Regions from separate parts of the Homo sapiens genome. Here regions 1 and 2 are each linked to region 3. Evidence: chromatin contacts called from ENCODE Hi-C data. All regions are on one chromosome and are shown on one strand. Each heading gives the region's core, a stretch centred on a gene start or an enhancer-like site at or near the end of the contact. The rest is flanking DNA. Distances are from core to core; before and after follow the strand shown. Region 1 has its middle 78 kb from the start of LINC01254. Region 2 has its middle 140 kb from the start of LINC01254. Region 3 has its middle 7.3 kb from the start of NAPG.

Evidence for each region. A loop is a pair of places that touch in the nucleus more often than their neighbours do. Pooled maps may share reads with other maps.
Region 1: a map of heart left ventricle shows a loop between it and region 3 (3-fold over the local background). The contact joins two enhancer-like sites. A Hi-C loop is called at or near these places in 4 of 168 maps with a recorded cell type or tissue (Caco-2, MCF 10A, heart left ventricle and 1 more), 1 of 37 single-sample maps with no recorded cell type and 1 of 50 pooled maps.
Region 2: a loop to region 3 is called in a map of OCI-LY7, with 2.8 times the contacts of the local background. The contact joins two enhancer-like sites. A Hi-C loop is called at or near these places in 2 of 168 maps with a recorded cell type or tissue (OCI-LY7 and endothelial cell of umbilical vein) and 5 of 50 pooled maps.

Annotation. Positions count from the first base shown.
Region 1 is chr18:10,334,145-10,338,136 of GRCh38, forward strand. No RefSeq gene overlaps it. Among named protein-coding and RNA genes, the nearest start is that of LINC01254, 78 kb to the right of the region's middle. Within about 2 kb of position 2,712, at least 2 of the 41 ENCODE cell types and tissues checked have a DNase peak (open chromatin) inside an H3K27ac peak, as active enhancers do.
Region 2 is chr18:10,267,357-10,271,567 of GRCh38, forward strand. No RefSeq gene overlaps it. Among named protein-coding and RNA genes, the nearest start is that of LINC01254, 140 kb to the right of the region's middle. Within about 2 kb of position 2,860, at least 12 of the 41 ENCODE cell types and tissues checked have a DNase peak (open chromatin) inside an H3K27ac peak, as active enhancers do.
Region 3 is chr18:10,516,640-10,520,733 of GRCh38, forward strand. No RefSeq gene overlaps it. Among named protein-coding and RNA genes, the nearest start is that of NAPG, 7.3 kb to the right of the region's middle. Within about 2 kb of position 2,057, at least 16 of the 41 ENCODE cell types and tissues checked have a DNase peak (open chromatin) inside an H3K27ac peak, as active enhancers do.

The DNA of each region.
Region 1 (3,992 bases), core at 1,462-3,961, 180 kb before region 3:
GATATCCTACACGCCCCCTTCCCCCTACTGCTGCCTTGCCAGGAACTGGAAAATAATCATATCAATAATAAATGAAGGAAATGAATATCTCCAAGGCCAATGTGATTAGCAACTAGTTCTAGTTTAATTAACCAATGTATGCACCAAGCTAAAGACAAACTCTCTTATTAGACAAGCCAATGGGATGGAGAAAATAGGAAAGATGGAGAGGACCAGCTCTCCAGGAAGGGAGATGCAGCGCTGGAGGACAGGAGCTCTCTGACCAGCAGCTACCTGGCTGCAAGATATTCAAGGCAACCTACTTTCTCCTTTCTTTAAACCCCCGTTTCTAAGCAACCTTCTGACCACTGCTTTTCTCTCCCAGTCCCTTCCTACTCGGCAGGTGCACCTTGGATGACAGTCCAATCCACAGGAAGAGTCTTCCTCATAGTAACTTAATGCTTTGCTGGTTTGGGCTGCAGAGCAGTCTCTCTCTCGAGGTGGGATAGTGTGAGTCCAGCATCGGCAGTCTGACTTTTGCTGATGGTGCTGCTAACTGCTAGCTCCTGGGTCCTCCACGCTGAGGACCAGAGTCTAGATGATTTGAGTTGCCTACGGTCCTGCCGTAAGGAGAGTCCGTTGAGTAATACCGTCCCCTGTCTGGGAGTACTCTTTAGATTTAGTCAAAGACACTGGGAATCCAAGCCTTACTATCGGTTTCTTTGGATTTCCCATGAAGTATTCAGCATAGTGCTTTACTTAAACAGGTGCTGAAATCATTCACTGTCTAGAAATGTGGAATATTTGCTTTTTAATACTTTAAGATGATCGTCTGAATGGTCTGCCATCCTAGTGTGGACCTCAGCCAGACACATTCCTGAGTGATAACCTTCCCCGGGCATTTCTGCACCCACCTGTGCTCTGAATGGAGCTGCAGTGTCACATATGAGACCCTTATAGGTCACCTGAGGCCTCTTTCCTTCTTTTCCGTGTTCTTAAAACATCTTTGCGATTTTTGCTACTCTAGATTGATAAGAAATTCCCCCTTCCCACACAATGATAAATTTTGGTTTGTTGCTCAAGATAAAAATGATCTGTGAATAAGACTTTGTCATAAAATGAGCTGTCTACTTCCTAAGCTTATTTGAGTCCTGACCCCCAACCTGCAAGGTGGCTTGTCATCGTAACTCTTCTTGTAATGTGACTTGCTTTGTGGAACTTATTTCATTCTTTATTGCTTTGTAAATTGTTTTTTATATTCTTCTAGCTCCCATAAATTGTCAGCATCCAGAAAAGTTCCCTGTTATAGTTCATCTTAGAAATGCCCTGTACAAAAATGATCCAGTAAAGAGCTCAGTCCCTATTTTTTGAAAAGAATTATGCCGCTTCCTGAATATGGCTCCCTTGAACTTCTCAAGCCTCACTCTTACCTTATCACACATTAAAGCTGGTTCTAATCTGTTTAGTGTGATGTCAACCTGGGAGAACTTAAATTTTTGTAAAAAGCCACACTTTTAACCTATAGGATTCCACGAGAAATAATTGATATTTCTAAGGTGAAAAATGTCACTAAAGGAAGGAAGGGCTATGCTCTGTGCCTTTCCACCGAAGAACTGCAAGAAGCTGTGGTGCTGGATGGCTGGGGGTTGGGGGAGAATGGTGGTGATGGCCAACCCAGGGGCCTCTTCCCCACCCACAGGCCAGGAAGTCCAAAAAGCCGGTGGGTTACTCCAAGTATGTAATTGTTATGGAAACAGACCCGCCCTCTCCCTTGAACCATCTGTTTCAATGTTAGAGTTTGTTAATTCTAGGGAGTTTTTGAATGTCCAAGTTTTAAATACTTTGAAGGTTATAATGATAGTTTTCCCTTAAGACATAGGTTGTTTAATAGTGTGTTAAGACATCGCTTAACTCTTATAGTACGCAGTTTTCTAAAAATGGAAAATGTGGGACCAGGCACCGTGGCTCATCCTGTAATTCCAACACTGAGAGGCCGAGGTAGGAGGATCGCTTGAGCCCAGGAGTTTAAGACCAGTCTGGGTAAAATGACAAAACCCTGTCTCTACAAAAAAAAAGAAAAAAGAGGTAGGAGGATCGCTTGAGCCCAGGAGTTTAAGACCAGTCTGGGCAAAATGACAAAACCCTGTCTCTGCAAAAAAAAAGAAAAAAGAATCCAAAAAAAAAGTCTGGCATGGTGGCACCTGCTTGTACCTGTAGACCCAGCTATTCAGGAGACTGAGGTGGGAGAATCACCTGAGCCCAGGAAGTCAAGGCTGCAGTGAGCCATGATCATGCCACTGCACTCCAGCCTGGGCAACACAGCAAGACCCTGTCTCAAAAAAAAAAAAAAAAGAAAGAAAAGAAAAAGAGGGAAGCTGATCTTTAAGGGACTTATGGCCTTAAAAAGAGAGAGAAAGAAGGTCAACACAAATAAAGTGTGTAAAGACACAATGGCAGCAACCTGTAAACATAGACATCTATGGAACAGCTGGGCAGAGAGGCACACACAGGCGATAAGGGGTTTTCACAAGAAATTTGAACAATTAGAAACATTTTGCAAAGCCCAGAACACATAAATCTGAGCAAAACAACCCTTCCAGGCTGGCAAGAGGAGAAGCAGATGTGACGTGGGAACCACTTAGAGAGGGGACTGTTTGTCCTTAGTGTCCCCTCCTGTGACCTAACAAAAGGTCCTCATGGGGTGCGCCCCGCCCGCCATTCCCTTGTGCTGGGTTTTGTGCTCCATGGCCAAGGTCTCCGCCCAGGGTCCCTTGCTAGGCAGGCCACGCGAAACACGCAGTGCACGTGTGCACACGCCATGTCCCTGGAGGGCAGGAATGTGGGTGTGGAGCAAGAGCCCGCAGGCTTCGGAGGCTCCCCACCCCAAATCTTAAGAGCATAGTCATTAAGTGTCCTCAAAATACTTAACAAAAATAGCCTGAGACATTAAGAGCAAGGCGTTTCCATTACTAGCACTACCCAGCTTGCTAATGCTTGCTAGCCCTGTGCTTCTCAAATGTGAATGATGTAGAACTCCCTCAGAAGGGAAACATATTCTGTTGCATCCCTAGAGTTGACCTAAACGTATTTTTGTTACAGTATTTACATACATAAACACTACATTAACATAAATAAACACTACATTATGTCTAGAGTCCTTATATTCTTAATCAACTCTAAAACCTGGAATTGACTGGATTACATTTTCCAGTATTAGGCAGAATGAGGGCTCAAGATAAAAGTTCAGCACAATTAGACAGATAGAAGATTGCGTTTTTGTACCCAAGATGATGTGATTCTGAAAAATAGACCTGCTACAATATGTTCAAATATATACACAACCTTTAAAATCATTTCATATACCTGCATAATGATATGAGTATCACTTTTTAAGAAATGCTGCTGTGATGGAAATTAAAGCCTATTAGTCCACAAAGTTAAAAAGAAAAACATCCCTGGTGGGAAGAATACATTTACCTAATTTCCCCAGGTTTAACCTGTAGAGTTCCATGAAAAATTCTTGATGTTTCCAAGTTGAAAAAGGTCACAGAAGGACCCAGTATGGAGAGCTATGCTCTTTCCACTAAAGAGCAGATTCAAGCCCTTGGTGCAAGGCTAGTGGGATGATAGGAGAATGGTGGTAGTGGCAGAATATGTCTGTTCTGTGAGAATGTCTTTAAGTTGATTTTTGTTTGGGCGTTAATCTTTAAAATGTACTTGCGTTAGAGACTTTTTCTCCAGATCACAGACGAGGGACAGAGTCCACCAGGTGAATGGAATAGCAGGAGCTGCCCCACCTCCCCTGACCAACTCAGCGAACCTGGGTTTGAAGAAGATGGAAAGAGGAGAGAATATCTTGCGCATCTTGAGCAAAATATGTTCTCCCGTCTCCAGTCTCCACGTTTGTAAAGTAGAGCTGAGAGGACTTAGCTTGTGAGGCGTGCCAGTGTGTGCCCTGGCAGGCAATAGGCACTTGATAAACATCATTTTCTACTCCCAGGATTAGTTTTTTG
Region 2 (4,211 bases), core at 1,610-4,109, 250 kb before region 3:
ATTTCCCCGATTCTCCCGGCTTCTGACATCCTGAATTGCGTTCCCAGTTACGGTATTGCTGCCCCTGTGGCCTGGGGCCTGGTCCTGCCCCCATTGTCTGGCCGTTTGCAAAATTCTCTGTCCCAGCACAGGCTCCACGTGTGGCCACTACATCAGGGCTGCCAGGCCCCGCCCCACCCTGCTGACGGGACCTGACTTTGGTGTCAGGAGGGGATCTCACACCTGCTGGATTTTAAACTCTGTGTTTTTCCCTCCCTGCAGATCCCCTCTGAGAGAAAAGTTAGGGTATCTCTGGTGGGAGAGGAATGGCGGGTGGTCTGTGGCCGTCACTTGGCTTCCGGCACTAACCTTTAGGGACATGTTTGCTGTTCCTCATACACTTTCACAATTTAAACGATGTAGTGGATAAAAATTTCCCAGGATTGGCCGGGCGCGGTGGCTCACGCCCGTAATCCCAGCACTCTGGGAGGCCGAGGCGGGTGGATCACCTGAGGTCAGGAGTTTGAGACCAGCCTGGCCAATATGGTGAAACCCCATCTCTACTAAAAATACAAAAATTAGCCAGATGTGGTGGCGGGCGCTGTAGACCCAGCTACTCGGAAGGCTGAGGTGGGAGAATCTCTTGAACCCTGGAGGCGGAGGTTGCGGTGAGCTGAGATTCCGCCATTGCACTCCAGCCTCGGCAACAGGAGTGAAACTCCCTCTCAAAACAAAACAAAACAAAAACAAAAACAAAAAAAATGCCCAAGATCCATGGAAGTGGAAAAAGTGCTCTATTTCTTTATTTTTTCTGAATCAAATAAAATTGGACTTAATTTTCTACTATGCAAGCTTAGGGAAAAATTCTATTTCAGCCATTGTTCAGGGCTTTCTCCCTCTCCCTCTCCCCTCCTCTCACTCCATCTTTGGATTGTACAAGGAAGGAACTCATTGTATAATTCAGTCAGTCTGTGCTCCTGCGCTCGGCAGTCTGCTCCTCGGTCCGTTTGGAGGTGGGCAGTTTTTGGGTCCCTCCAAGCTGGCCCAGTGAGATTCCCTCAAGGCCCCCTGTGGGGGTGGTTAGAGCCTCACCAATCCCACTCCCTTCTGGGCGGACACACCCCAGCTTACGTAGTGGTGAGGTTGGGTTTAAGGAACTGGGTTCCAGCCAGTGGGATGTGGCAGAAGTGATGAAGGCCACCTCCTGGAAGGGCAATAAAGCCCCCTGTGTAAACCTCCAGGCCAGCTCTGTCCACCACAACTCTCTGCAATGATGAAAATGTTTTATATCTGTGCTGTCCACTGTGGTAGCCACTGGCCTCATGTGACCAAAGACTTGAATTTAAAATTTTATTTAATTTTAATCAATTTAAATTTAATTAGCCACATGTGGCTAGTGGCTACCACGGTGGGCAATACATCTCTTTACTATTAATTCTTTCCTGTTCGACAGTGTCCTTGGAAGTCGTGTGTTCTGCAAGGCATAGCTACAAGATTGAAGCAGCCTGGGGCCTTTGGTAGCCATATGGAGAAGAACTAACCAAGGAAGCTGCTTTAACAGCAGCTTGACTCTCTTTGTATTTCAGAAGTTTCGGAGTGTATCTGTAATGCAGCATAACTTGGCCTATCCTGACTACTAAAGCTCCCAAGGCCTCACAGGTACCCGTACTGCTGTCCCATCTGAGTTCCTTCCCAACCCAGTCATCCAGCCAGCTCGGGTTCCTGGACTGTGGAGCCCACACCTGCCCAGTTCTTTTTCGATTTCTTCTTTAGTCAATCCCTTCTCTCTTCAGCCTTTGAACTACCCAGACTTTATCCACATCTACCCCGCTGGGACAACCTGGCCTAATTATCCTCACTGGGCCTACACCTGGGGGATAAAAAGTCTATTTTGGTTTTTCCTCCTAGGCCCTGCCTAGCAACTTCTCTTTTTTTCAACTCTATTCTTGCCTAATTAGTCTGCCACAGTGAAAAACAAAGCACAAAATCTCTGAATAAGTACTGTACTAAATTATTAATAAATCATCTAGCTTTAACTGCAATTGCAGAGCTCTGGGAGTGGAGATAAGGGAAAAAATTATTTTCCTTTATTCATGCCAAGTTGGCACTTTGGTCAAAGGCCTGAGATCCTGGCATGGGAAGTTCCACGGAAACAGTTTATTCAAAAGTATAACTTAGCTGGGGCAGGGAACTCAGCTCTCACCCCACATCCACCTGGGTCCAAAATCAGCATCCCATAAAATGAATGCATTCCATGGTGTGTTTAGGAAGAAGTACTTATTTTACTGAAATCTTCAGCAAATGAAAAAACAGAGATGAAAGATCCCAGCTCACACCTCTTAGTAAATTAAATTTCCCATCCAACTTTTTTTTTATTCCACTCCCTACTCCTGCTGCCCACATTTTTCTCCCCTGCCAGTGGTGTCTTTTCTCCTCTTACTTACCCCTTGTACAGCCTCTAAGAATTCCTTCTTACATCCTGAGCAACTTAGCTTTCCCCCTCAACTTGTATCCCTCATTCAGCAAAACAAAAGGTCCTGGAGTTAGTGAGACAGTCATGATGTTTCCTCACATGGGTCCCTGGTGAAGTGGGGTCAGCCACCACCCACCACCTCCTAAAGCAGTTTAACAAAAACAAATAATACTATCAACCCTATTGTTAGAGAGGAACGTTAACAGTTTTCGGCCACAGCCTGGCCATCTGCCTTTTTCTTCCTTTCAGATTGTCTCATGTTATCATTCTGCAGGAGGGGACACCTTTCTTTGTTAGTGACTGCAGCTGAAGTCATCTACGTCCTGAGATGTTGTCCTTTGAAGGGTGCCTGCCTTTCTTGACCTGGCCTGTTTGTTCTCCCCCAGTCATAACACAGCTCCTGCCAGTTCTCTGGCCTCCGTGAACTCTCAGCTTTGACTGCAGCTGGATGGCAGGAAGCTTGTTCTGGCCAATGCTCATTGTTCCTAGAGTTTGTTACTACATTAATGGTTCAAAGCAATCATCTTCTTTTGCTCTCATTTTGGAGTCCCGTGTGTTTTCCCCATCCGCCTCTATTATCCCGAGCGCCTTATTTTTCCTCTTGATCCAAACCAAACACTGTTTATCAGTCATAGGAAGGACTTTGCAATGTTTCTGCCCACAGTGCAGCGTGATACACAGGGCTTCCTGTGTAAGCGTGGCCTCACTCCAAGACAATGGAATAAGCCTGCAGGGTAGATCAGAGAGTCCTAGACTGGAATCGCTTGTACTGGGGCCACTGAGACAGATCTGTCCTTTCTCTGCCTGTGTCATTGATCCACAGAGAGGGCCTCAGATGTTAACTTCAAAAGCTAGGGGTGATCGGACCTTTCTCAGGGAGGACCTGGTTTGCATTGAGGGCGGCTCAATAAAGAACAAGAGGAGTGATTCCTGTTGAGCAGCAGAGGTTGTAGAAACGCTTGTACTTCTAAAGCTACTCTGAGCCTGATAAAACTCATGGGGTGCTATCCCCCTGCAGCCCACTGGAGCTGGAGGTGGTTGATAGGGTCGCATCCACTCTCGCTCTTTGGAGACATCTGTAGCTGTGGGCAGACCCCTTGCCTGACTGAGGAGGCCGAAGGAGAGAGACATCCTTCCCATCGCAGAGCCTCTGCTCACCATGCATGTGAATTTGTCAAGCTCCCTCACCTGCCAGGGGCCGTGTTTCTTTATCTGTAACCCAAGGAAGCTGGACTCTTGATCCGTCATCCTGTGCTATTAGGGGGGATTCTGTAAAGTGCTGAGTAGATAGTACAGAATGTGCAGGTGACTTGGCTCATGTATCAAATGATGAACACTCATGGAGTCCCTCCTGGGTGGTAGTAGGAATGGTGCTGGGCACTGGGAATACAAGGACAGCTAAGAGACAGTCTTTGCCCTTGAAAAACTCACAGTCTAGTAAACAACACACGAATAAACAAATAATTGTGATTCAACATGTAAGTGGTATACTCTATGTAGGTGAGTACAGCGTGCTTGTAGGAGCCTAGAGAGGGGCTGCTGCTGCTGCCTGGAGGCCTGAAGTGGCCTTCTAGAGATATTTGATCTTTACCAGGCAGAGAAGAGGCTGCGGGAGGCCCATGAAGAGTGTGTTCCAGTTAGAGGAACAGCCTGAGCACAGTGCGTTGTTCTTGGAAAGTGGCCGTCATCTCCCTACTCATCCGTAGTTGCTGCTCCCCAAAGCCGGCCACATGAGCCCATCTCTGGTTCATGCCTAAGG
Region 3 (4,094 bases), core at 807-3,306:
CTTGGGATTCTGAATCCTTCAAGTTCGCTCCATTGAAAGTACTTTATTTCCTAATATTATCAGTGTCTCAATGGTCCCGAGATGTCTACAATCATCATTAGAAGTGTCTCCTAAATACCTGTGCCCCAAAGAGAAGGTCACTTGGGAGTAGGGAGACCATAAGTGCTTGAGAGGCTCTCAACCTGGCTGGACTGCTCTCCGTGCAGTCTGGACATCAACAGCTACATTCAAAGATCTCTTAGGTCACCTTGCCTTCTGTAAACCCAATTGTGCTTAGTTGCCTACTGAGTTTAGGTAACCAGGGAGATTTATAGGGGAGGAAAAAATACAAGAACAAGGTGGAGCTGCAATGTTTCTGGAATGCAGGGACAGCATGTCTCGTTTACTGAGAGGACACATGTTTAACGGCAGTGCAGGCACTGGCAGGGTTTTAGTGGCTCTCCTGCACCTGACTGGCTTGGGCTAGGAAGGATTTGCCATCCCAAAGCCCGTGTACTCCCACGCAAGTCAGCTGTGAGGGATTTCAATGCCTTCTGTGAGCTCAGAAAGGATTCTCTGATCACATTTCTAATAAACGCTCTTGTGGGAAGATCATGAGAACAACAGTACAAATGATGGCTCCTATTTACTGAATGTTCCCTATGTGTCCATTCTGTGTAGGCGCCTTGGAGGTATTATTTGTAAAACTGACAGTAGCTCCACAACATAAGCATTTAGTATGTTTATCTATTGCTGCTTAACAAGCCATCTCAAAGCTCAATGGATTAAAACAGTATTATTGTATCTCCTGATGATGTGGATGGAAAATTTGGACAGGGCACAGTCAGAGGAGCTCCACTCAGCTTCACGGTTGGAAGCTTTGCTGGGACGGCTCTAATGGCTGCAGCTGGGAGATGCGGGGCAGCTGGCCATTGCTTCTCTGCTCATAGACCTCTACCGGGGTGGCTTGAGCTTCCTCACATCATGGCAGCCTCAAGGGAGTTGCACTGTTCAGGGTTCCAAGAGCTATTTCATGTTTTGAGAGATGGGAAGTGGGAGCTGCCTGTGCCTTGAAGATTGGGCCCTGAGACTGGCACAGTATCACATCCTTGTTCTTTTGGTCAAAGCAGTCACAAAACCCACCTGCATTCAAGAGGATGGGACAGAGTCCCCCTCTCAATGGAAGAGGGTCAGAGATTTGGCTGCCATTTTTAATCCACCACATTATTATTCTTCCCATTTTATAGGAGAAGAAACTGAAGCTCAAAGAAACCAGATAATATATGTCTTTAAATAACATAAGAAATACTGCTGAGGTTTGAAAGTATGACTGACTCTAATCCATTTTTCTTTCTAGTATACAGCCCCGCTCTCTTAAAATGTGGACATTTGATCTTCTAAGATAAGACTTTTTGAGCCACAAGCTACTCTTCTGATTGGATGTAGAACAAAACATAGCAAGTCATCGTCCACGTTCTTTCTAAACTTTGCATCGTTGAATGAAGAGGCCCTATCTAATAAGCTGTAGAACTGAACACTCCTCTTCAGTTTGAGAGGCTGTTCAAGGTAAAAGAGAGGGAAAAATGGAAGTGAATAAAATCACAAATTTAAACGATAAATACCTGGCTTGGGGAAGCTTTTTTCCCCAGAGGATAGAAATATATTTACATTATGAAATAAGTTGGAATCCAATGGAAACCCCTTGTTATTATTAGATTTCCTCTTGAGAAGGATTTATAAATGAAAACACAACTTGCTATTTTAGTATTTTGTTTTTCAGGGAAGAAAAACCCTTTGCAAAAACAAATTTAGAAGAAAAAACTTATCCATTTCAAGCTCTTGTTTATTTTCTTATTTACCAGGCTAAAACTGTCTTCTTTCATCTCTGATTATGTTGGGAGCTGGAGAAAAGAGGGTTTTTATTTTGTTTTGTTTGCTTTTTTCCTTTTCTCTAAATCTGGAAGGTCTCTTTTCATTTGTGGGCAGTGCTAAACCTTTCCTTATCCACAACTGCGTTTCTGAATCCACAGCCTCCTCCAGCCGTAACTGTGACCCAAGGGCTCCACGCAGTGGGGGATAGGAAATGAAGGATGAGGGCAGTCACATGTGAAACGGCTGCAGTGTTCATCTGTGATCTGGTGGCCCCACTGAACAACAGTGGCCATGACCCCGCTGTGCACCTGCTAGCACACAGCTCCATGCTCCTTTGCCATGTGTCCCTCCATTAGGCTGTGATTCCTCCTCCTCAGCTCCACAGGAATCTGGAAAATAAGGGTCCTGTGGCTGCTTTTGCAATCCTAGTACACTTTGAGAACGTCATGTTCCAGTAAGCTTTATATAACGTTCTAGACCATTAGAGCCTTTTCAGCTTCCTTATTAACATTTATTCATTTCTAATTACACGAGTAGAGGGAAGTTGCAAGAAATGTGTCCCTGAAGATTTTCAAACTTAATGCAACCATTGCATAATTTTAATCCAATCTTCACAAAGGGAGTCATGTGTTGCTTTTCTAGCCAAGTCACCCTTGGCCCCTGCAACCTCGTCACCTCCCCATTCTCCCCTGGAATGTGGGGCCAGGCGCCCGCATACTCTGCCTCACAAATTTGCTATTCCTTCTTTATCGGCAACTATCTTTGTCCAGATATCCCAGGTCTCAGGCCACCACTCCTTCAGAGCTTTATTTCATTGTCACCTACCTGGTGAAGAAACTCACCCCACACTCACGGGTGCCCTCCCATTCCCACATCCTGCTTTGTTTTCCTGAGTGTTGACCCCCTCTAGCACTGTGTCTACACCGCCTTAGCCAGTTTCCTACTGGACTCCACAACCCCACCCATATGCCCTGTGCTAGAATGTCAGCTCTGTGAATCCCTGCTGCATTCAGGGCTGTCTCCCAGAGCCTAGAACAGTGCCTGCATGGAGAAACCATTCCACACATACTTGTTGAATGAGTGCCTAAAGAATGAATAGCATAAACCCAGTCCACAGCTCTTTATTCCTGGCAGCTTCCAAACGTGCACTTCTTGAGGAATTCTTAATTTGGAAGACATGTTATTTAAAAAAATTCATTAATGCAGTTTGTGAATGAGTAATTCACAAACTTCATTAATGAGTCATGTTTTATGTTGTATTCTTTCAATTTTGCCTACTTTATATTTGTACAAAATGTAACTGCGTGAATATATCCTCCTTGAAAGAAAATGATTGCTGTATATCTATGGGATGTGGTTTTCAAGAGAGAACATTTATAGGTTGGCACTAGGCTATCTGCAAGTGGTCTAATGAAATACATGACGGGTTTCCACTAAGCCAATTCAGTGTGTTGGTTTTATCTTTTATTCAAAGATAGCTTGCAAAGGAAGATCTGTATTTTTCTCTCTCTTTAAAAATAATATTCATCAAAACGGTTGTGTTCGTTAGAGTGGATTTAACAGAGATCTGTTGTTAAACATTTACAATGCTTCATCTCTTTCCAACATTACTGTACTCGGACAATGCTGCCTCACTTTGTGTACAAAACAGTGAGAGAGATCGCTTTTATGTGGAAAGTTCAGTTATGAATGCGAAATGTTGCCAGAATCTGACTGTAATCCCAAGAGGCAGAAACTAACCACTTTTGTTTGGACGGCTTGCAGCTTGTAAAGGCACGTGCAGGCAGCGCCACCATGTGTTTTCTGAAGAGACCCATAAGGCTACGCGGGAGAAGGAATGAACGCCAGGACTCTCCCCAGCCAACGTATACCTAAGTGGGACTTCTCAGTATAATATGCTTGGCGCATCTGTTAGGGGTGGCCCTTTCTCAGCCATTTGACAACTTACTTCAGTCAAACCTAATAAACTTCCAACTCTCATTTTCCAATTATTATTAAAATTTCAAAGCAGGTAGGTGTAAAGTACCAGGTATGTAGTAAACTGACTATTTTTTCCCCCATAAAAACATTTGAAAATTAATAATTGGTCCATACAACTAAGCAGCGGTGTTGCGTGAGTGGTTATTAAACTATTACAAAATAAGGACCATTTTCTGGTCCATTATAGTGGGCCAAGTATAAATTTGGAGTCAGATGGGTCTGGGTTCAAGTCCCCATCTTCCCGTTTACTTGCTGTGTGACCT